Regions from separate parts of the Mus musculus genome. Here regions 1 and 3 are each linked to region 2. The links are chromatin loops, found by intact Hi-C in ENCODE. Cell type or tissue: heart. All regions are shown on one strand.

Region 1 (8,000 bases), 170 kb before region 2:
ATAACAAAAAAAATGTAAGAAAGTAATAATAACATATCTATTTAACTTGACTATTTAGCATTTGTAGTAGGTTTTTTTTCTGGTGAATAACAGTCTTTTTAAAATTTTTAATCAGATGTTAATTCCAGTTACTGCTGCTGTTTCAATTTTAGACTATTTACTGGAAATATTGCATGGCATTCGACACGTGATACACAGCTACCTGCCTGGGCATTGCTCCTTTTAAAAATTCCATTCATTTGAGTCTAGATATATTCTATAAATTGGAATTTTATGCAGTGACTCTTAGAAATACAAACAATCTCTTAGAATTTAAAAAATAGACCTCCTAAGTAAAATCACTTTTTCTAAAAAATGGTTTCTGGCTTGTTCCGGAACCCTAAGAAGATGGACAATATAACTGTAAGTAGCCATTAGATCTGAGGTTGCCATGGTAAACTAGAATCATCTACTGAACTGTAGACAAACATGTGTCCAGCATGTACCTCAGAGCTGAAGAAGTTGTGTTTAGTGCCAAACTCATGTACGCCCTGATGGAAACAGCTTAAGGAAGAAAATCAGTAAGTTGTCTCATGGTTTTAAGGTAATTCCATTCACCACACCAAGGAAGACACAACAGAGCAGCTCAGCTCAGCCTGGTGGACACACATGGCCAAAACTGCTCATGTGGTGGCAGATCAGAACAAAAAGCAAGGACAGGACAAGCAGCCGGGTATACTCTTCAAAGCCTCACTCCAAGGGGCCCACTTCTGCAAGCCCGGCTCAACTCCCAACATTTTAGAAACTTCCAAAACAGCACCATTGGCTATCATTTTGATGCTCAGATCTTCAATGACCTGAATGTATGAATATAAAAATGCTGAAGGAGCATCATATGGTTAAGATGACCCAAAATAGTCCAAGAAAAACAATATCTTAGCTTTAAAAAGTAGAGAGGTGCATCACTAGAAAGTCAGCGCTTTCTTCCATTAAATTCTTTCATAATACTGCCCTATCTAGTGGTCACGGTCTACACAATGGCAGGTCTATGGACTCAGTTCCAGAGGAATGAAAGTATGATGCATCAGTCAACTTCCCACCACTATAATCAAGTACCTGAGGCAATTTATTTATGAAAAGAAAAGGTTCAGTTTGGCTTATGGTTCTGCTGATTCCGACTCATGGTCAAGTGGCTACATTGTTTTGAGTCCCTGGCAAAGCAGCACATCATGGCAGAACATAACAGAAAACTGCTTATGTCATGAGTCAAGAAGTAAAATATAGAACCAGAAAAAGGGAGAAATCAGGTTCTGACAATTCTGCTCTAGTTCAGCCTCTTGATAGCCTAAAGACCTCTCACTAGGCCCTACACCTAAAGCATGCACTACCTCCCAATAGCATCACCCTGGGAAACAAGTATTTGGGAGACATATACCACTCTGACTGTGTGTACTGGCTGGCTTTGTGTGTCAGCTTGACACAAACTAGAGTTATCACAAAGAAAGGAGCCACCCTTGAGGAAAAGCCCCATGAGATCCAACTGTAAGGCATTTTCTCAATTAGTGATCAACGGCCAATTGTGGGTGTTGCCATCCCTGGGCTGGTAGTCTTGGGTTCTATAAGAGAGCAGGCTGAGCAAGCCAGGGGACGCAAGCCAGTAAAGAACATCCCTCCATGGCCTCTGCATCAGCTCCTGCTTCCTGACCTGCTTGAGTTCCAGTCCTGACTTCCTTTGGTGATGAACAACAATGTGGAAGTGTAAGCTAAATAAACCCTTTCCTCCCCAACTTGCTTCTCGGTCATCGTGTTTTGTGCAGGAATAAAAACTCTGACTAAGACACTGTGGTAGTATAAAGTACCTTACCAGGGCATTACACCTTCAATGAGGGATGGGCTTTGACAGAAATGTTTAATGGATACTCAGTGCTTCTCCCTTGTTCTACCATATTAACCTTTTCTTAAAAAAAAAAAAATTCTGTGTCATAAAGTGACACCCATGAGATCTCACCAGCATGGTATCTAAACATGACCTGAGCAAGGACAAACCCAACAGGCATGCTAACAAGGAAAGAGGAAACCTCACAAGACCTCAACCATAGACAAATAACTAGAGGCAACTGAGGAATACTAAAAGTGGAAAAAAATAGTCTTCTCCAGGGAAGGGAACACCAACTGGTTGTCCAATAGTAATTTTAGCCAAGAAAACATGTAAATACTTTACACAGTCCAAGTGTGTGTGTGTGTGTGTGTGTTTATATATATACACAACAACAACAGTTTAATAAAAGAGGCTCTGAATTTATAAGCACCTGAGGGAGTTGGAGGGAAGAAAGAGAAGAAAATTATGCAATTATAATCTGAAAAAAATATTTTAAAAATTCTCTTCTATGACCCTTACTATTTCATATAGAATGTACTAATGATAGATGACATAATTCTTTATGGAAGATCAAGACAGGATTCTGCTGAACTAGAATAGGGGTTGGTAAATATTTTTCTGAAGAAGGTCCTAAAGTGAATAGACTAGGCTTTGTGTTGTCATGTGACATCTGCTCTGCCACTGGCCACAGAAGCAGCTATAGACAGTATGTCAACAACTGAACATGGAAAGGAACCCATTTTCCAGTGTGGATGGTGGGCTGGATTTGACATGGAAGCTATGCTTTGTCATCCCACAGGGTAGATGATAAATCTGCATCAGAGCATTTGTGGTAACTATGGAGACCTTGATTCCTCCTTTGTGATGGTGGTAAGGGCCTTTGCATCCTATTTTGCAGGAAAACCGTTCTGTCACCATGTTGTTTTTTTAAATTGAATTACAGATTTGTGCAGACCTAGCCAAGAAGATGTGGGGAGGTATGAAAACTAGCTCATTCAACTCCTAAGCCAAGCCCTTCACTGTGCTTTGTAGAACAAACTAGGACAGTGGTTCTCAACTGGTGGGTCATGTCACTGTAGGGTCACATATCAGATATCCTTCATATCATATATTTACATTACAATTCATAACAGTAGCAAGATTACAGTTATGAAGTAGCAACAAAATAATGTTGTGGCTGGGGGAGGGGGCATGTCACCACAAAATGAGGAACTGTATTAAAAGGTATTAGGAAGGTAGAGAAACTCTGAACTAGAAAGTGAAAATGTGTTTCTAAGAATTCTTAGCAGCTGGGGTTTTCCATGTGAAACTATGTTCCACCAAGAAGATACATTTGTACAGACTCAAAAATGAAAGTGAGTAATGAGGGAAGGAACAGAACGCAAGGGTGGAAATGCCATGCATGAACAGGGACAAGATGTCCAGTCCCCAAGGCAGGAGGGCCGGTACCTGGAGCTAAATGCTACAGCTGACAGTTAGGGTTGAGCAGGGAACAGTACTGGAAGGAAATGGCACCAAGGAGAGCCAGGGAGAGCAGCTGCCCCAGGCAGCCCTGATGTCTACATTTACCATCCAAGTTCCGTTGAATGCCCGCCCTCCAGGAGAGGCAACACTAATAAGCACGAATTTCATGATATAAAGGTCTCTCTCTCTCTGATCCTGTTTTAATAATTTTTCATTACCCACCTACTAGTTTAATAATCAGTATGGATGAGTCACCACATATTAATTTTTAGTGAATTAAGATTGCTGCCCGTTATTGTCCTACACAGACTTGGAAATTGCCTAAAAGATGCATAGCTGAAGAACGTTAGAGTCATTGTACCAATTTTGTTTTTCCCTACACAAGCCAACTTCTGTGACTTCAGCAAGGGGGAACACAAGCTTTTGAAATGAAACTGGAGAAGATTAAGGTTCCATTGACCACCATCTCTATCATTCAGAAGCAAAGTCACATCACCAGAGACAAAGCTGGACACCTACCTACACGATGGCTAGGGTAATGGCCATATACATGCCAAACAATTATCCAGGCATAATGACACACACCTGCAATCCCTTGTTTCGCATGGATCATTAATAATTAAACAATCATTTTAAAGTCTCTTGCCCACAAAAGCCAAGATGTTAGGAGGGATTTAATCTATAGCTAGTGTGCAAAGGACAGTATACATCAAAAGCTTTCATATTTAAATCTCATCACACCAGCAAGCAGATCTAATTTAAACTTTGCAGACCACAACATTTGCGTTGTCCAAAAACTGAGGAATGGGACCGGCTGAGGTACTAGCAGCAGACATTTTAGGATTGTCCCTCTCCTGTGGGCTCAGCTTGGCCCAGCTTCTCCAACTGGGAGATAGACTACAATTTAGTCTTTGCTTCACTAGTACTTTATCTTGCAGACTCCGCCTCAACCCAGAGAGTCTGTCCCTGACTCCCGGGGACCGGGTATTCTCTTTACTTCATACAGATCTGTTTGTCTCTGCACATAGCTCAGTTTTTGATTATTCACTGTGCAGCCATTAGAATTTTCTGTCTATTAGCTGGCAGGCTAGCTGAAGCTGCACAGATCTCTCTTTTTATATCCCCAGTACACAGCACAAAAGCTCACAATTACTCTCAATGAAGAAACCGGTGGCTACACTCCACCTGTCCCTTATTATCCCCAAGGTGCAAGTGTGGATGCTGAAAAGCAGCCTATACAAATGGGGATCCGCCCCCTTATGTTATGGCCTTGTCCGGTGGTTGGAAGTGTCCCAAGCATGTCTCCTCCCACTGTGTCATGTGACCATTTTCTGGTTTTAGATGTCGTATAAGTGAGTCACTTCCTGTGTGTATCACAGGGCTCTTGCAGTAATTGAAATGGTCTGAGCCTGTAGTATCTCTTCCTACTGTGTCATCTGATCCTCGGTGATTTTTAGGCAGATCTAAAGCCTCTTTCTTAAGCTTTCTTGTACAGAATTTGATTCCTGGTGTGGAAATAATGAGGCAGTGGGACTTTAAGAGGGAACTGGGTTCTGGGATAATCATACCCAAGGGGATTAATGCTGCTCTCATGGAGTGAGTGAATTCTCTTGGAAGCCTCTCACTCTCCCTTGCTTCCTATTTTACCAGATTTCTGCTCTGTCTTCCCACAGGCTCCCACCAGGTTCTTCATCAAACAGCAGAAGAACCTCACCAAAGACCAATCCAGTGAAGTTGCCTATCTTAGACTGTCAACTTCTAATACTGTGAGGTAGGCTTTTTTTCTTTTTTCTTTTTCCTTTTTTCTTTTTTCTTTTTCCTTTTTTCTTTTTTTCTTTTTTCTTATTCCTTTTTTTTTGGTTTCTCGAGACATGGTTTCTCTTTATAGTCCTGGCTGTCCTGGAACTCACTCTGTAGACCAGGCTGGCCTCGAACTCAGAAATCCCCATGCCTTTGCCTCCCAAGTGCTGGGATTAAAGGCATGCACCACCACTGCCCGGTGAGGTTTTTCTTATTATTATTCTCTCACACATTATATCCTAACCACAGCCTCCCCTTCCTCTACTTATCCCACCCATCTCCCTTCTCCTCCAGATCCACTGTTTCTCTTCAGAAGTGAGCAGGCCTCCAGGGATATCAACCCAACTCCATATAACAAGCTATAAGACTAGGCACAAGCCATCTCATATCAAGATGAGGCAACCTAGATTTGATATGAGCAGGCAAAGAGTCAGAGACAACCCCTACTCCCATTGTTAGGAGTCCTACAAGAACGCCAAGCTGCACAACCACAACATATATACAGAAGGCCTACCTCAGACCCATATAGGTTCTGTGATTGTTGCTTCAGTTTCTGCGAATCCCTCTGAGCCCTGCTTAGGTGATGATCTGAACCATATTCTTATGGTGTTTTTGACCTCTCTGGCTTCCTCTCCCTCTTCCTTGAGGTTTCCCCAGGCTCCACCTAATGTTTGGCTGTGAGTCTTTGCATCTGCTCCCAGCAGTTGCTAGATGAAGCCTCTGTGATGACATTGGGCTATGCACCAATCTATGAATATAGCAGAATATCATTAGGAATTATTTCATTTACTTTTTTCTATCTTCGGTCTCTGGGCTATCCAGCCCTTGGTTTCTGGCCATCCAGGCAGTGCCATATGTGGCTTCCCTCTCATAGAATGGAATCACATTGGACCAGTCATTGGTTGGCCACTCCCACAAGTTCTGCACCACCATTATCCCAGCACATCTTGCAGGCGAGACAAATTGTAGGTCTAAGGGTTTGTGTCTGAGTCAGTGTCCCAGTCCCAGTCCCAGTCCCAGTCCCAGTCCCAGTCCCAGTCCCACCACTGGAAGTCTTTCCTGGTTACAGAAAACGGTCAGTTCAGGCTTTGTCTCCTCTATTACTAGGAGTCATTACTAGGATCATCCTCATATATTCCAAAAAGTTTCCACAGCACTAATACTGTGAGTTTTTAAAATCCTCTTTTCTGTGCTTACGGCCCCGCCTGTGGTATGCTATTGAAAGACTCCAAGAGGAGCCCCTCACTCAGGCCTCAGGACAATAGCGGACACCCAAGAACTCACGACAGACCGAGCTTGTTGCAAACCACATGAGGCTTTATTCGGGGAAAGCCAGAGCTCTGGGGAGGACTCATATCCCACGCAGGGGTAGAGGAGTCGACCTCGAGGGTAAAGAGTTCCCAGTTTTTATAGGCCCTCAGGGGGGAAAGGAGAAGGGGGAGATTAGGGGATTTCCAGACCTAAACAATGTCTATTCTCAAGAAATGGGTATGGGAGGGGTACAAGGAAAGAGTCTAATGAAGGTGCAGCAATGGGCACACACCTGGTCAGAACATTGGCAGACACACAGGTTCCAGGAGTGGCCAGAGCATTGTGCACCTCTATTTTTTTAAATCAGTGAAGCTAGTTCTGCTAACACTGACGTCTATCTTGCCAATTTCAGGGCTTCTGTGTCCTTTTACATTCTGCCAGGATCTTTCACTATCATAATAGTGGAGAACAGAAAAGCACACCATTGCGCATCGCAGCTAGGAGCTTCAGGGAGATCCTAACTGCTGTTCACACGAGGGTGAAATGAAACCACTGTGAGACAAGCAAGCCTTCAAGCAGTGTGATTGTGTGCAGATGCTTCTACGGCGGGAAGAACTGTGACATCACAGTCAGATCCATGGTTCTTTCTCACGTCTCTGGAAAGAAGCTGGGAATTCCCACAACAGCCTTTGTACCATAAAAGCTTCAGAAGGGGCTCTACGAATCCTATCGTGTGCATCGAACTTTTGTAAAAACCATAGTTTCTTCAAGAAGTCATTTTAGATTTTTAAAGTCACATTCTAAAACTCTGTCAATACATGAAGAGATGGTGTGGTCTTAAAATTCCACTTTACTAAGAAGGCTTTCAGAATTTTCCTCATCTGGATGATTTTACTCGTAAATTGGGTTTTATTTTGAATACATGCAGACATAATTCTGTACAAATAGAGCTTTTCTGTTCATTTTTTGTTGGATTTTTTTTTATATTTCTTATCTTCCTTCTACATATATCAGCCATAAGCCCCAGTGAACAGCCTAGTCGATGTCCTTTCACATATTATTATGTCTGCATAATTATGTTTAATCCTGTACTTTACCTGTGCATTGTTCAATATGGGAAACCTTTTTTTAGGTGGTGCCCTACAGGAAGAGGCTCTGATTACTTAGGGCCTTTGCATCCTGCTTCTCTTTTGGTCCTTCATAGATATTCTTCTAGGGCCTCTGGGGTGACTACCATTCACTCATAAATGACTGCAGAGTATTCTCTGGGCTGCAGATATTGTGGGATCTAGTCCTGCTCTAGCATGGGAAATGTTCCCTTCCCACGGGCCACTAGGGAGCACTGTCAGAGCAGTGTCGGCCTGGGTGAGCAGCAGCCAGCTTGGGCAAGACTCAGAGACACATCTGTGACTACACGAACCTCTTCATCCTCAGCTGAAGATGCAGCGTTTGTCCCAACTTTTCTCCCAAGCCTTTCTCAAGAAGAGAACCCAGAACTCACTGGCTTTCTCTAACCAGGTCTTTACCTGTCATTTCAGCCATGGGGATGGGGGTTAAGACAGACTCAGGTTTCTTGTTTGAGTCCCCTACGGTTGTTGACAGACACAGAGAAAATGACTGATCAGAA
Region 2 (8,000 bases):
TGAGCATAGTTCTCGACGACCAGCATTAAAGGTTTCTCAAAAGGAGCAAAGAGAAAACAAAGAACACACAAAGTATCTCCATGATTTTATCCCAATGATTCACAAAGAAAGGGGGAAAAAGAAGTCTGCATGTTTCCAGGAACTCGCTTCTTAGGGGAAAAAAAATTGCACTTCTACAATATTGCAAGTTTGCATCCTGTTTCCAGAAAATGCAAGTAGGGCTAACATTTCCCCCCCAGAGTTCCTTATTTGACAGAAATCTCCCAGAAATATCACCCTACTACGTGCTCCATATCATGGACAATAAATATGGGAGATGAAAAGACATGGGTCTGTCTGCCTTTTAAACTTAAGGACAATGGGTTTCTCAGCTCAAGTGAAAACTAAACAACTGCCAAGGAAAGCAAAGTGGAATAAACGCGTAAATAGGGAAGGAGCGGGAAATCGCCGTCTGGAAATAAGGACAAAGGGGTTCTTGTCCCTGCTCAGCCATTAATTTACTACATGGCCTTACCTAATTAGTGAGCCCCTCAGGGTCCCCACTTCCTCACTTTATCAGTATTTTTAGGACCCCTCGGAACTAAAGGGCAGGACTCAGCATGGACAGCAGTGTCCAACACCCTGGCTCACATTCACCTTACCCACCAAAGCCACGTTTAGCTTTATAGCTTTAAATAGCTGAGTCTAGATTCCCATCAACAGAGATTTATAAAACATCACCTGACCTTATGTGCATTTCTAGTGGGGGAGCTAAAGCGAGGGCCGCTTACAGTTTCAGGTTTCACCCCACAACAGCTGCTGTTAGGAGAGGGAGCATTCAACAGTCTCATTTGAAAATTATACCTCTCTACAAATGGAGACAGTAAGAGCGACTTTTCATAGTCTCAGAGATGCGGATGCCCCACCCCCACCCGATTCCTAGGTTGACCTTGTTGGGACAGCAGAGTAAAAGGGAAGCTGGCTTGAGAGAGAATCTCAGACAAGGCCATCTTGAGTGATGCCCTGTACCAGACAGCTCATCCCTCTAGTCACAAGCCAAAGCCAGTGAAAAGATTCCCTTTGAGGGGGAGGGGCAGATGCCTTGACAAGGACCGTGTATCACAGAGCAGCAGGCAGTCTACAGGCCCACACACCTGCTTCCATTCTGACAAGAGCCAATAAATGGAAATCTATGGCGGAAGCCAGCTTGACTAAGCTATAATTTATATCTAGTTACAGCTTGTTTCAAACTACAGTATAAAATACCTTTGGGTTGGCAGTGTTAATTCAGTAATTTGCCTATCAGTTGGAAACGTAGTTGACTCCAGTATATTCATCAAGCATTTTAAACCTTATCTCACGGATGAAAAAACTTAGCAATTAGCCCAGCAGCAGACTGTTTTCAACAGCCAAAGCCAACTTCTTTCAAATCCATGCCTGGCTTCCCGCCTTCAGTTTTGCTGGGTGGAATGGCAGGCCAGTAACAGGGAGAGCCATGCTGGCTTAGCAGTGTGGGAGCAGCCTTGGCTACACAGTGAGACCCTGTCTCAAAAAAATAAAATAAAATAAAATAAAATAAAATAAAGAAAAATAAACATGATACTTCTTACGCCAATTTCCAGTCTCTATTTTGCCTGATTTAGCAAATAATGTCAGAATCGATTCTGCAGCCCACCCTCCAGTGAGCCCTCCCTCCGCCCTCATAAAGAAGCCGGGTACAGTGGGTCTCCCATTCACACGCTGATAAGATCTTAGTATTGTTAGTTTGCTTGGGTCCCCAGCAACACTCGTTTCCTTGGCTGCAGTCTTACTCATCTTTGTCAATGGAAACACACAGGGATCTCCCGCCCTCTGGCTTCCCCAACTGCAGCCACTCCTTCCCTTCCCTCTCCAGCTGACAGAAAGTGCCACAGAGTACTGCTGAGAGTCCTTCCAAGAATGTCTGGCATGTCACGAGTGGTTTTATTAAGAATTCAGTTAATGGGTCCATGGCAGATAGAGAGATGGGTGCATTACTAATAAATACTCCAGAGCACTTTATAGCGTATAGCCATTTTCAGATGTGATCCGTTCAATAGTGATTATGATTTTCTTTCTGAAATATGGCTCATTTATCTCAATTTCAGAAGCACACATAGCTACTAAGTGGTATCCTTCCGATTTCATAATGGTCCACAAGCCTGCTCTATGCCCATTTTCTTGGTATCTGTAACAACAGGCTTAATTACATCCCCTACAGCATAACTGCGGTGCTGTCACCTCAACTTTCCTGTGATTATAACACTGCAGGAAATCCCCCGGCTATTGGCTAGACGAAGAGAGGAGACCTACCTCAAACAATTAGCCATGGACCCGCTATCCCAACTACACAGAACTTCCTAGGAGACCAGAGAAGAATTTAGATGCTAATGTCTTGCGCACACATTAACACACACACAGAGAGATGCACACTCACCACGCCTCAGCTTACTCTCATCCACAGGCTGACAGAGAACAGGTGACGGCTCAGAGTTCTCGTCTAACCTTAACTTTCCGTTCTGTGAGGACAAAAATCAGACACAGTATGGGATAGAGTGAGCTTAAAGTCTGAGATAAATTTCCAGCCCCGACTCACCACCCTACACATAAATAAAGAATGTTATTTTAAAGGCAGAAGACACTATCACGAGCTGTCCCATGTTAACTAAATGAACAGCATGCCTGGTGCACATTTTGCTTTGCCCAGAAATGCAAACTCAAAGGGAAAGACAATAAGGGACACACCAGAGTAGGATATGGAGACCAGACCAGTGCTAATGGGTCAAGTTTTCTTAATCTTTAGGGATATATATAATTTGTTTGTATTTGGGTTTAGTGGCCATTTCCAACAGATAAGCCTGGTTGCAATGGGAATTCAGGCTTCCCTTAAGCTTTGATGAAACTCTTCTCCTGCCTCCTCTTCCTCTAAATTTTCTTTTTACTGGTAAGAGCCCTTAAGACTTCTGCAGCCCTTCAACATGTGCAACTGTGTAGCATCAGACTAGTCACCAGCACAAGGGAGTCAGTCCAACACACTGTGTGGTTCAGGAGCAGATGGAAGTTCCTAAAAGACAGGCACTCTACCTTTAACCCCAACTGCAGAAGAAAGGAGATGTGTCAAAAGTCTGTTCTCCTAACCTTCGGCGGAGAATTTAAGGGGAGTGTTTCTGCTCCACAGGGGGTCTGGTGACAAACACCAGCCCCCCAGCAGAGACCTTGGTTTTATTGCTAGAGGGCAGTAAGTAGTATTACGTGAAGCACCTCAGGGTACTCGCAGTGAGAACCCCATTCTTTGCCAGGACCTCCCAACTCTGCCAAGGAACTGTGGTGAGTGAGGTCCTGTGCTAAAAACTGGTCCCCAGCTTTAAAGATGCCCAGATTCTGAAACTGCGCCTTACCACACGGAGCAGGGTCACACCAACTCAGGGGAACAGTAGGAGACAAAGATCCACACTCCCCCCCAAACTTTACACAAGCGTGCTCTTGTAGACGCCAAGGCTCCACAATGCACATTCCATCAATCTTTCACTGCGGTCCGCGTCCCCCACGCAGCCTTTCCAGAAACTTTAGGGCTGTTCACACCGACTTTAAAAGACCCATTGTTAACCTCCCCGGGAACACAAAGTGGATGAAAAGGGGATCAAACCTCTATTCCTAAGGACCCCTTTTCATGGAAGAAGGTTGAGTCTCGGGGCGCTATGTATGGGAGAACTCCGGCGGGAAGGCGCCGGCAAAGGCGGACGCTGGAACCCACAGGATGTTGTGCTTCTCGGCAAAAAAACGCCAGCACAGGGACAGCCAGGCCTCCAGGACGCCAAGGTGCGCAAGTCGGGTCTGCGCCCTCCGGGCCCTTGGGACCGCCAAGGAGGCGGGGCTGGGCACCCGGGACTAGAGGAGCCTTACCTTCCCCTCCCCCTCCTGGCGTCGGTCTACTCAGGTGTCTACGCGATGGCCAGAGGAGCAGGAGCGGGAGCAGAGCTCCTGGAGTCCCCGCGTGCAGATCTCCTCTCCATGGCCAGGAACCCGCGTCCCGCTGCCGCTCTGAATTCAGCGGCAACCTACGCCGGAGGAGAAGCAGTCGGGGCCGGGGAGTAACGCTCCTCCCTCCGCCTTCGCGGCCACCTCCTCCAGCCAGCCCGGCTTGGCGCTCTTGGATCCTTCCCTCCCGGAGGAAGAGGAGGGGAATCGCCGTCCGGGCGGCGCGAGCCTGTGCGGCTCCGAGACAATAGCGGCAGGCAGGGCGCGTTCCCGAGCCGCGCAGGTCCCCGGTTCGGCGGGCGCCGCGGCTCGCTAGGGTCCCTCTAATCAGCCTCCGGCCACACAAGCGCCGGCTCGGCTGGGCCGAGAGTGCTGCGGATTGGGCAGGCGGCCCCGAGCTAGGGAGGCGGGTCAAAGGCGGGGTGGGCGGGGCCTGTTGTCAGAGGGACGAGACCTGCGGAGGCTCCGCCCACCACAAGCTGCAGACGAAGGCTCAGCGCCTCCAGCTGCCTTCAGCAGGAAGGACGCCCGCCAACACCGTCGGCGGCCAGGGTTTCCCAGCGGCTCCTTGACCTTCGGCTACAGATGACTACCTGGGAGTTCAGGAAAAGCAGCGGGCCTGAACCTGAGTCTGTGTACCTCATCATCCCAGCTGAGTCTGATACTGCTTTTTTTGTCACCTCTTGACAAAGTCGACCTGAGCCTGCACCCCTCATCACTCGAAACTGAACCTGCATCTTCTCGGGTCTAGCCAGGCTGCTGAACCCCTATTACCACCACCACCACCACCCCACACACACACACACACACCACCACCACCACCACCACCACCACCACCACCACCCACACACACACACACACCACCACCACCACCACCACCACCACCACCCCTGAGACACACACACACAGGGTTGAACTCTTTTCTCTTCCTTTATCATCCAATAGCTGAGTTCGACATCTTTTATCGCTCCGGAATGAAGCTGACTCGGCATAGCAGTATATTCCCCCAATAATATCCCGCAAGCCCCCCACCTCACTCAAAACTTTCTGAGCCTCGGGTCCTGGCGCCTCGACTGCCCCCACCTGGCCAACAAGGAAGCTGGATTCGTAGCCCTCTCAGCAGAGTCAGTGTGTTCTTGACTTCAGACCGTTGTCCAGTTCTGGTTAGGAGCTTGGAGCAGCCCCAGCATCTCACACTAAGGCCAGAATAAATATACCTAGGCCTGGTCACGCCTTCTGGCCACGCTACTCTAGAGTGGCTGAAGCTTGCAGGAGGCGGAGATGCAACACTGAAAACCAATCCTCAGCCCACCCTACTGCAGAATATACTGGCCGGGTGGCATGAGTAGCCCTGCCACCACCCGGTCCCCTGGAGGAAGTTGCTCTGGCAGAGGAAAAGCCTTTCCTGCAGCAAAGGGCGCGACCTGGCTTGGTCCGTCAGACCACGAGGTCAGGAGCTAATGACAGCTGCCAGATTGCCAAATCCGGACAGTCATCATCCTCTATTTAATTCGGAGTTGGACGTGTCGCCTCTGGGGAACTGTTTCATTGAATACTGTACAGGCAGGATTGTTCATTTTTCAGGCTCACTGTTGTTTGTCTGTCTGTTTGTTTATTTGTTTGTTTTCTCCCCCTTCCAGTAAAAATTCAACCGTGTAGCTATGATACACCAGCAGACAGAAAAAGGAATACCCTATTTCCAAGGTTTGGTTTAGGACTTGGTAGAACTGAACCAATGTTTCCAGACTGGGGCTAATAAGAATCCCCTGAGATCCTAAAAAACTTGGAAATGCCTCAACAAAGCTCTATGGACTGAGTCAGAGGAGTCTGCAAATGTAAATTTTGGCAATGCTTCTGGACCGAACCCACAGTTAACTAAAACCTTGGAAAGATGCAGAAGGAGAAGCTCCAGAGACATCTGAGCCGTCACAAAATCCTTACCCATCTGCCATCTCCAGCCCCAGTCCCTCTTTAGAAGAGAAAAGGGGAGGACTTAACATAATAGAGCAGATGATTCTCTATGACAAACTGCAAAGGAGGAAGGACTCTTAAGGTGGCCTCAATGGGACATGTTTAGAACTCAAGAAGGGAGGATGGGGGCTGGAGATATGGCTTGGGCTCCTCTTCCAGAGGATCCAGATTTGATTCCCAGAAACCTACAGGGCAGCTCATGACTGTCTCTAATTCCAGCTCCAGGGGATCCAATGCCCTCTTCCGACCTCAATGGTAGGTACACAGACATACATGCATGCAAAATACTTATACACATAAAATACTAAAAATAATTTTTAAAAGAGAAGAGAGGCAGGCCACCCTAACATGTGTGTTTGTGTGTGTGTGTGGGTATGTGGGTGTGTGGGTGTGGGTGTTTCTAATCCTGGAAACTACTGGGTATGGAGATGTGATTGGAGTAAGAGTCTTGACTGAGAGATTTTTCTGAGTTGCCTGGGTGAACCCTAACTGCAATCACACTTACGAGAAGGCAGAGAGAAATTTAAAACACAAAGGTGTAGAAGGTTCATGACCAGGGAAGCAGTGGCTGGAGTGATGAACCAACCAGAAATCGAGGAGACAAGCAGCCGCCAGAAGTTGGAAGGGTCCAGGGAGAAACCTCCCTAGAAGCTGACTACACTAGTGTAACTGAGTTCAAATGTCAGACCTCTAGAAACACAGGAATCCATTTGTTGTTTTGGCTTATTGATTGTGGCAATGCGCTTTGAGGCAACCTGCGCTTTGACTTGTGCCAAATTTATACAAAATGGCTCTTCTGTATCTTTAAGCACCAGGCATTTTGGTTGAAGTTCAGTCATATTATGTTAATCCTCCTGGGAGTGATTATGCCAATGTGACACTGAACCAGGAATGTTTAAATAGCTCCTGCAAGAGCACATTAGAATTGAGGCGGCCAACTACTCCGTAGCTATAAATAGTCCTCACAGATTCATGTAAAGTATTTTAAAAGAGATTTTGATTGTAAAGAGTTCTTCCACCATCTGTATTCCTTACCAAACCATGGAAAATGGATGCTGAGAGTTGGGAAGATTAGGGAGACAAAACTCTTCTACTCATTTTCAGGACAAACTAAAAACTACAGTTAAAAACTGAAGTCTGTAAACAAGGAGTTTGGACACATATTTTCATAGAATACTTTTGAGAATTTTCATAAACTTTGCTTTGGATGTTCATCTCAAACATGAAAAAATTCAAAAGAAACTGATAAGAAAGCTGCAAAGGAGACAGTGTGGGAACACACACACCTCATCAGTGGAACCAATAGTGGTTCCCAGGGATGCAGGCTCTGAGACAGAGTAGCAGTGGGATGTTGGTTAGGCCTGTCAATCAAGTGGTACCTGTATATGGAGGGGTCCAGAAGCAGGTGGAAAGGAAAAGCTAAGCACCAGTGTGCATGTTCCCGATGCCCACGACCAACCCTACTGGAGGCATTCTGGCTAGCATGGCCCCGCAAAATGGGTCTAAAGGGCTAGGTGTTTGGACACTCTTCTGTAGCAGCCATTGGACCTGGTCCATTCCGGGAATACCACCCACTTACATGGTATGTGATGTCCTCACTACTATGTTCAAAGCATCAGGGATGGAGGCAATGCTCAGAGCATGTCCTCCACCCCTGTCTTCATTGTCTTCAGGCAGGATAGCCCATTGTCTGAGAGTTAAGACTTAGAGTCAGCTTGCTTAGATGAGAGCCAAGGTCCACAGCTCACTACTATAACTCTCGACAAGATACCCAACCTCTCTGGGTGGCATTTTTGCATTTTTAAAGAGGAATAGGAATAGTACCTAGCTGGCAGAGTCATTGTGAGAATTAGATACAGTGACGCTATAAGCAGCTTAACGGTGGCACTCATAAGTTCCCATCCATTTCTGCTACTGGTACCTATGATTTGCTAAACTGAAATATTAAGTCAGGTAACTTTCACAGTGATTTTTTTTCTTATGAGTCAAGCACAGAAACTGGCTGTTCTTGGAACCCAGGCCATATGTGAAGATCACAGATAAATTTTAACAAA
Region 3 (8,000 bases), 360 kb before region 2:
TCATAAGAAAAAGTAAATTTGTAATGCTCTTTTAAAATAATCCTCTCGATTCCACTCCGGTGGACTAGTACCATAGTTATCTGCCTCCTTCTTATTTAAGCTATTCTCCCCTACTCCCCAAAATTATAATAATTAATAAAATAAAAATAAATAGAATGTTTCTCTCTATTTTATTTTCAGACCTAAAGCCAAGGAACTAAAATCTCCCTCACATTAACTAAAAACTATTACTTTTATTTCCGATGTTGTTAATTGATTAGTTCATCATGGAGTTAAAGAAATATCCAACTGAATACTTTGTATCAGGTACTGTTCGGGGCTTTTTGCTGTATCACTGACTAATAAACAACCTGCACTCAGTGGAGCTTACACTCTAGCTGTAAAAAGCAAAGGAAGTCATCTAGTGGGAAGTATGAATACAGACCATAGCACATGCAGGCTGCTTGTGAGAACTTCCACACATCAGGGCCACTGGATATCTTGGTCTCATTTCACATTATTCAGCATCAATTTCCATGGCACAACTAAAATTACTATTAGCAAGATGTCATTACTTTCCTCTTAAGTCCAAGCAAGTTTTTCTTCCTCTTAAAATCTAGTTACCAAGTGGAGAAAACTGTTGATCTTGACTTCCTAACCCCACATTTAAGGAGACATAGGCTGTTTAACTTTGCTCCAATGGGCTCTGCAGTCTATAAAGCTAGACTGCACCTACTGTCAGTTGCTTTGCATATCTCCCTTGTGTGGATTAAACTCTCAGTGTTATTAGAGGAGCTGCCCAGGACTGACCAGAGTGGCTGTCCTACTTAGGTTTCTGTTGCTAGGATAAACAGAAAGCAACTTGAGAGAGAAAAGGGTTTGTTTCCTCTTATAGGTTACAATCCACCATGAACGGAGTCAGATCAGGAGCTAAAGACAGGAATCAAAAGGCAGAAACTGAAGCAGAGGCAATGGAGGAACATTGCTTATTGGCTTGTTCTCCTTGGTCTATTCAGCTTTTTTTTTTTTTAATACATTCTGGGACCACCTACCCTGCTCAAGTGTGACACAACCCACAGTGGGCTGAGTCCTTTGAGCCTTCCCATCAACCACTGATCAAGAACACACTTCCACATCTTTTTTAATCTTGCCCTGCCACCCCGTCCCCGTGTGTGTGTGTGTGTGTGTGTGTGTGTGTGTGTGTGTGTGTGTGTGTGTCTGTGTCTGTGTGTGTTTGGGTGTGTGTGTGTGTGTTTGGGTGTGTGTATGTGTGTGTGTGGTGTGTGTGGGGGGGGGTTTGTGTGTGTGTGTGTGTGTGTGTGTGTGTGTGTGGCCAAAGAGTCCAGAAAAGGGTGTCAGATTCTTTGGAGTTGGAGGCACAGGCTTAAGCAATCTGACCTGGGTGCTGGGAACAGAACTCAGGCCTTCTGGAAGAGCAGCAAATGCTCTTAACTGCTGAGTCATCTCTCCAATCCCTAGACTAAGTTTGTTTTTTGTTTGTTTGTTTATTCTTGCTTTTAAAGATTTATTTATTTTATGTATGTGAGTTACTGTCTTCAAGACACACCAGAAGAGGGCATCAGATTCCATTACAGATGGTTGTGAGCCAACATGTGGTTGCTGGGAATTGAACTCAGGACCTCTGGAAGAGCAGTCAGTGCTCTTAACTGCTGAGCCACCTCTCCTAGAATAAGCTTTTTTTAAACATGTATTCTCTAGAATAATTTTTGGTTTCCCAGGCCTTCTTTGTCTTTGCAAATGAAAAAGTCAATACTTCCAGCTGGTCTAGCCAAATGAATTTAATGGCTCTTTTGCTATTTGTTAGTAATTTTTAACGATTCAATTGGTTTGTTTTTTTTTTAAAGATCTCAGTAAACAGTGGCAGGAGAAACTGTTCTGGTATATTTTAGAATTGAAAACAAATTTAAAATTATGCAGGGATATTTTTCCCCCAAACTTGTTTGAATTTCTTTCTTCCTAATATATTTGAAGCCCTCAAAGAGACAACTGAATTTTATTCACTATAATGGTGACAATAGTTTTACTAACTACTCAAAAGTAGCATTTACAAAATGCTTAAACAAGGTGGACCATTGTTATTAAATGGACTTCCTTCTCTTCATTCAAAAAAATCAGTATAACAAGAAAATTTAATTGTATTCCCAAGCAATACTCCTCTGTTGCTTTTTCTAGTTTTAACACAATGCGTAAAGGGCACTATACAAAATCAACCTGTCAAGAATTGGTTCACTCTATAACGGACCAGCGCTGCAGGGAATTCATTCCACTTCCACCAAGAGAGCCCTTTGTATAACAAGAACAAGCCATTAAGGGTTTAATGACACTGTGATACATATTAGATGCTGACAGAGAAACAAGTATGTTCTGTTCACCCAGTTGTCATGGTGTCTACCACAACCGCCATGGATGGACTCACCATCCACGTGCTCTTTGTGGTTGAGAGAGGGGGCTTTCTAACTTTAGCCCTGTCTTAACTCTGCCTGTCTTTATTTATTCAAGACATTGACAAATCTAGATGTTGGGAAACTCTGTCCTTTAGGCATGACATGGTGGCATAGTCTTGCCATTTGGCCATCAGAGCAGCTGAGATTACTCACAGAGATTCTCACAAAGTCACAAAATCAGGTCTGTTAACATGTCTCTGGAAGAGAAGGAGATCTGAAATAATTCATGAAACATAAGAGGAAGCAAGTTAATGATTGCTGAAGAAAAAGAGCCTTCTTTGATCATGTGGCTGCCTATACGTTGCGTATGCATCTTTAAAGCTAGACTTGGGTGGAATCATTTCTTTCATGTCTTGTGGGTACCATATTGGGGATTGATAGACATTTGTTTATATCCCACGACACAAGAAAAATCAAGTAACACTTGCTTTTGGCAAGAAGAGCTAGAAGTTACCTACTAGGTACAAAAGGAGGATAGGGGTATCAGAAGTGGAGCCAGGTTTGTACATAGGCACAACCTGTATACATAGCATCTCAAGCCTGTGCCATGGCAGGAAGAGGGCATTTGGTACTCAGATGAAAGGCATTTGGCTGCTCTGGAGCACAGATGTTTCCTGTGCTCATTGCTCTTGATGCACACTCTCAGTTGCCCACTTATCAGCAAAAGGTGTGATACTCTGTGGTTGGCACCTGCTGATAAGGGTAATTATAGCATTAGTGGAAGCAAGTATGCCATCCAAGGTTGAAAAACAACTCTAATTACAACTACTCCATCATTTTACTCCCTGAAAACATTCTTGTCCCTTTAACACAGAGCTTACTCAGAGATTAAATTAAGTCTACATCTATGTGAAAACAAGCCTTTAAATAGTTATGGGGCTAGGGGAAAATCACCTCTTTAAATTAATAATGTACGCATGCTGAGGTGAGTATTTGATATTTACAACACCAGACTGCACCTACTGGATTATATTTTGAATGGTATCTGTGCCTTTCTGTGCAAATACAATCAAAGTAAACAACAGGAGGAGTAAACATAGCATTTCAAGGAGAAATGTAATCTAGATCTAATAGAATGACCATGAAGAAGTTCTTAAATTATCTTTGTACCAATAGGCCACTTGACAGAAATACTATTAAAAAAAAAAAAACTAATACTCAAAAATTTAATTTGATAGCCCAAATTTTAACACATAATTTCACCCTAATAGGTAATACAATAAAATTGGAATGGAATTTACTCACCTTTATTTTAAACAGTTTCCAGATTTTAAAAAAAAATTTAAGACCTTATCCCAGAGAAAAGTAATTTCTAACAAATGCATATTATTAAACACTGCTTCACTGTATCAGAATTATATCTTTTAGATATCTGAGTATCAAAGCAACAGGAGTTCATAAACCTTCCGCTGGAAACTAAGACCCCGAAAAAAGGAGAGAGAGGAGCAATTCATAAATGAGTTCAGAACCAGCAAAGATTGGCTTGTGAGGTATGCTTACTTCTATGGCGCAGAATCTCAGAGAAGTCCATGAAGTGTCTCAAATCTCGTACTGAGCATGCCCATGAGATGCCACCAGACTGAAGTGGCGCCTTCTATTCTAGTGCCACTTCTGCCTGGCACTAGAATCAAAGGGTCCAGATAGCTGTGGTCAGGTGTGGATGGCCCATACTCTCCTATCTCAGGCTTCTCATAGTCCACAGCACTTTCTCATCACCAAAGCCAACAGCCAGAAATGGAACTTTTGATTTCTAGGGCAGGAATCATGACTATGGAGGCACTCCACCTCCATGAAAAACTCTTCCAAATTTAGTGGTGAATCAGTAGGAAACCTAACTAAAATCAAACCAAGAAAATCTTCCTTAACTTCCCACAGAAAAACAAAAATACTGTAACTCAGGTCATAGAGAAAATAAGATGCTTCTCAGCCTGTGGGTCACAGCTCTGGAGGACATTGCATATCACATGTCCTGCATATCAAATATCTACATTGTGATTTGTAACCACAGCCAGAGTACAGTTATAAAGTAGCAATGCAAATAGTTGTATGTTAGGGGCCATCACAGCATGAGGGACTGTATTAAAGGGTCACAGCATTAGGAAGGTTGAGAACCACTGTTCTAGAATGTGATGGAAATTTCCTTGTGGGAGTAAATAATTTCCATGTCCAGGAGATATGGCTTTGTCTCCAAAATAAAAATAATGGCACAGCCTTCCTTGTTTGAGTGGGCTCAAAGGTTCTTCCATCTCCCCCATGTGACTTTAACCAGAAGTTATTTCGAAGATTGGACACAAAGAATCAGGGTTTACTTTAACAAAACCACTCTATGACCATTTCATGGTCTCAAACAGAGAACAAATAAAAACTTTACATGATTTCTTTTAATCAGGGTGAATGCCATATTATTCCTGAACATAATCCTCAATGGATAAGACCCACAGCTATGTCAAAGAATATCTTTTTCCTCATAAAAACAACAACAAACAAATTAATTTAAGTTAGTTGTCATTTACAAGCTATTTTTCTGAGATACAGGGAAAAATTGAAAACAGCACCAGATCACTTCAAATTACAGAAAAACCATCTTACCTTAAAGGTTAAAAACTTTTACAAAGATGTACCTTGAAACCATTATTATTCCCTTGCTCCCGTGTTAGCATGAATGTGTCAAGTGTCTCAATTACTAATGAAGTCCAAGTCTTTATCAACAACTCATGAGACCAAAACTAAGATGGATTGCAGACCAAAGAATGACAAAAGCTCATTATCTTTGGGGATTTTTTAAATCTGGTAATTAAATCTTGGCTTAGAGACCTATTTTTGGAGTTTTAGAACAAAATCAATATTGAACTTGTCATGTAATGTGAGAAAAAAACCCACAGGCTTTCACTGCTTTTTAACTGAATTGCTAATATTTCAATTAACAAGCATCACAGAGAAATACTGCCCCTTTGCCTGCTCTTAGCAAACAGAAGGACTTGGTTACTTTTCCAGATGTTTCTGGTTGCCATGGTATCCTAGTATGCCCTCCCTCACACACATTTTTATTCAAGGCAATAACCTCCAAGTCATTTATTGTCACAACAGTGTTAAATGAAGATTTTTGTATGGCCCTGATAAGGGCTGTTCACACACCTGTTGAACAAAATCAGACATGATATAAAAAGCCTCATAGAACAATGTTTAGATGTTTTGTAAGGAGATGAACTCAATTCTTAGTTTACATAAGAGGTAAGAGGTCATTAATCTTTTTCACAGAATTTATCTCAGAAGTCTGTCTTCAAATGAAAATTCCTTTTAAAGATGTTTTCAAGCCTGCATATCTTACAGAATATTTCTGTGGCTAAAATAAAATTAATTGCATGTACGTGGACCATGTCCATGTTCAGATGAAAACCTTGCCCACAAAATGGATCAAAGATTTGAAATTCCCAGATTGATTAATGCTTTCTGCCATTCATTTTGTAAACAAGCAAACAACATAAATAGGCTAAAATCTCATTCTGTGGGATTGCTGTTACATGCTACATTTACGGATACATTTTATCCTTCATTGCAACCCCTGAAAACTAGATTGAGCTAACACTATTCATACTGGAGTCCATGGTATGAGCTAATTTTTTTAATCAATTCAAATTCTTTCCATTATGTAAAATCTACACGATACCTCTGAAAACATAGAAACATGCATGCTGATATTTCCAAGGATGCTTTGGAAGTTAAAAACAGTGTGTTCTCCTTACCCATGAGCAACAGGAGGTCAATACAACTGTCTCCTAGAACAGAGATCTCTTTCCCTCTGTCTGACATGATGGAAAATCTAATATTTCAATATCAGAAATGTAAACGCAGCAAAAGTTTTCATCAACTGTATTTCCACACACACACATAGAGTGATGTTTTAATTTCACAGGAGTCCTTTTATTGCACTAATCAGACATTGAAGAGGCGCTGGCACATGGGGAAACTGCTTTCTGAATGTCGTACACACGTTAAGCCAGAGGCGTATAAGCACCTGGGATATTCTTGCTATTCTCCACATGCAAATGACATTCTGCAAACAATTAACTATACCCATTAAAACAGTGGGGGAGTGAGATAGAAAGAGCAAGTGCTAAGAGAGTAAAAATACAATGTGCTGTTCTTGTTATGCCCCCATTCAGTCGATGTTAAGTGAGTTTGAATGCGGGGCACACACAGACCAGAGGGATACACTCCTATCACACGACGCAGGACAACTCACACACTTTGTTAATTACAAAACTATAATGATCTGACCGCCAGCCCCTCGCCTCTCCAACACTTTTCCCATTTCTGCATAGAAAGAAGACACATCCAAATCCCCTCTTCTGGCTATAGAGGGGGAGACATCCCTTGGGGACCCCTGCTTGCAACCACCCAACACTTTCCCTGTAAGTGACTCCACAAGTTCCCAGGCTCCGGCGCCAGGAGAGCAAGTTCAGCACCATGGACAAGGTTTCTGGCACCAGTTAGGAAGGATGCTGAGGCCCTGACTCTCCCCAACTCACCGGTGTCTGCTGTGCCGGCAGTCCCGAGCGCTTGGTGGACCCCTGCTTGGAACTTAACCTTTTCCACGACTCGGCAAACCTGCCCCGGCTGGCGCTGCGGCTGCGCCTGCGGCTCTCTGCGCTGTCCTCGCGGTCAGAGCAACCTCTCTCCAGCTCGCCCGCATCCCTCCACTTCTTGCCCATTCTTAGCAGCCTGGCCCTTGGCAGTGCTCAGAGCAGCCTGCGCTCAGCTCTCTCCTGCGCCGCCTTCGCCTAGTAGGCTCCCCGCCTGAGTCGGGAGCTCCGTAAAGCTGCCAGCAGGCTGCGCTTGCGCTCGCGATTGGCTCAACAGGGGCTGGGGCTGCGAGCGCCACCTGCGCTCCAGCCCGCTTCCTTATGCACCCCAAATTGCTTTCCACCGGCAGCCACCGCCTTCAAGGCGCGGGAGGGGGAGGCAGGGGGTTCACGGCCCACGCCTGGGGTTGTGGAGCCACTGCTCTAGGAGTTTCTTGCAGTCAATGTGCCCCACCCAGTCTTCAGGCCCTGGGGACCTGGGAGCAGAAGCCTGGGTCACCCACTGGTGAGTGGGTGGAGACTCCAGTTGACTTAGACAAAGAGAGTAAGCCTGAAACTTTATCTGCCTTCCTTTCTCTTTCTTCCTTTTCATCTCTTTGCAACAACTGTATTCAAGTGTCCTTTGGGAGAGTCCAGCTTCATCTGCATGTCAGGTACTGGGCTAATTCTTCCCTCTGCTTGTCGGGCTAGCCCACTGGGCCTCAGACTTGGCTGCATATTGAAGTTTCCTGAATAGCTTTTCATACACACACACACACACACACACACACACACACACACGTGTGCACGTGTTATAAACTGTAGCATGTTAAATGCTGATATTTCCGATTCTGGGGCGGGGACTCATATAATTAGCTGGGCTATGCCTGGGAATCAGGATGCCACAAATTGTAATAGAGAGTGGGGCGTAACTCAATATGATAGAACACTTTCTGGTATATGCAAGGACCCAGGTTTTATCCCCAGCTTCCTA

What was found. Peaks named below come from ENCODE experiments on the same cell type or tissue, not always from the same donor. Only the 100,000 strongest peaks of a DNase experiment are listed, where the experiment ranks them.
Region 1: it touches region 2 in a loop (10-fold over the local background); 10 of 42 quality-filtered maps call a loop at or near these places.
Region 3: a loop joins it to region 2, with 4 times the contacts of the local background. A loop is called at or near these places in 2 of 42 quality-filtered maps.

What each region holds. Positions count from the first base shown.
Region 1 is chr19:21,943,353-21,951,352 of GRCm38, reverse strand. No RefSeq gene overlaps it. Among named protein-coding and RNA genes, the nearest start is that of Cemip2, 170 kb to the right of the region's middle. In heart, a CTCF peak has its summit at 7,704 (motif pointing right); DNase peaks (open chromatin) are centred at 4,642 and 7,752; H3K27ac peaks cover 453 bases.
Region 2 is chr19:21,774,687-21,782,686 of GRCm38, reverse strand. It overlaps Cemip2 (cell migration inducing hyaluronidase 2), which reads right to left and starts at 4,347. Exons shown (of 24, transcript NM_001033759.2): 1 at 3,901-4,347. In heart, CTCF peaks have their summits at 1,833, 4,477 and 5,090 (motif pointing left); DNase peaks (open chromatin) are centred at 1,796, 3,316, 4,386 and 5,176; H3K4me3 peaks cover 5,460 bases; H3K27ac peaks cover 4,649 bases.
Region 3 is chr19:22,138,275-22,146,274 of GRCm38, reverse strand. It overlaps a transcript of Trpm3 not described here. Among named protein-coding and RNA genes, the nearest start is that of Trpm3, 310 kb to the left of the region's middle. In heart, no CTCF peak of the experiment used is centred here; no DNase peak of the experiment used is centred here; H3K4me3 peaks cover 1,029 bases; H3K27me3 peaks cover 5 bases.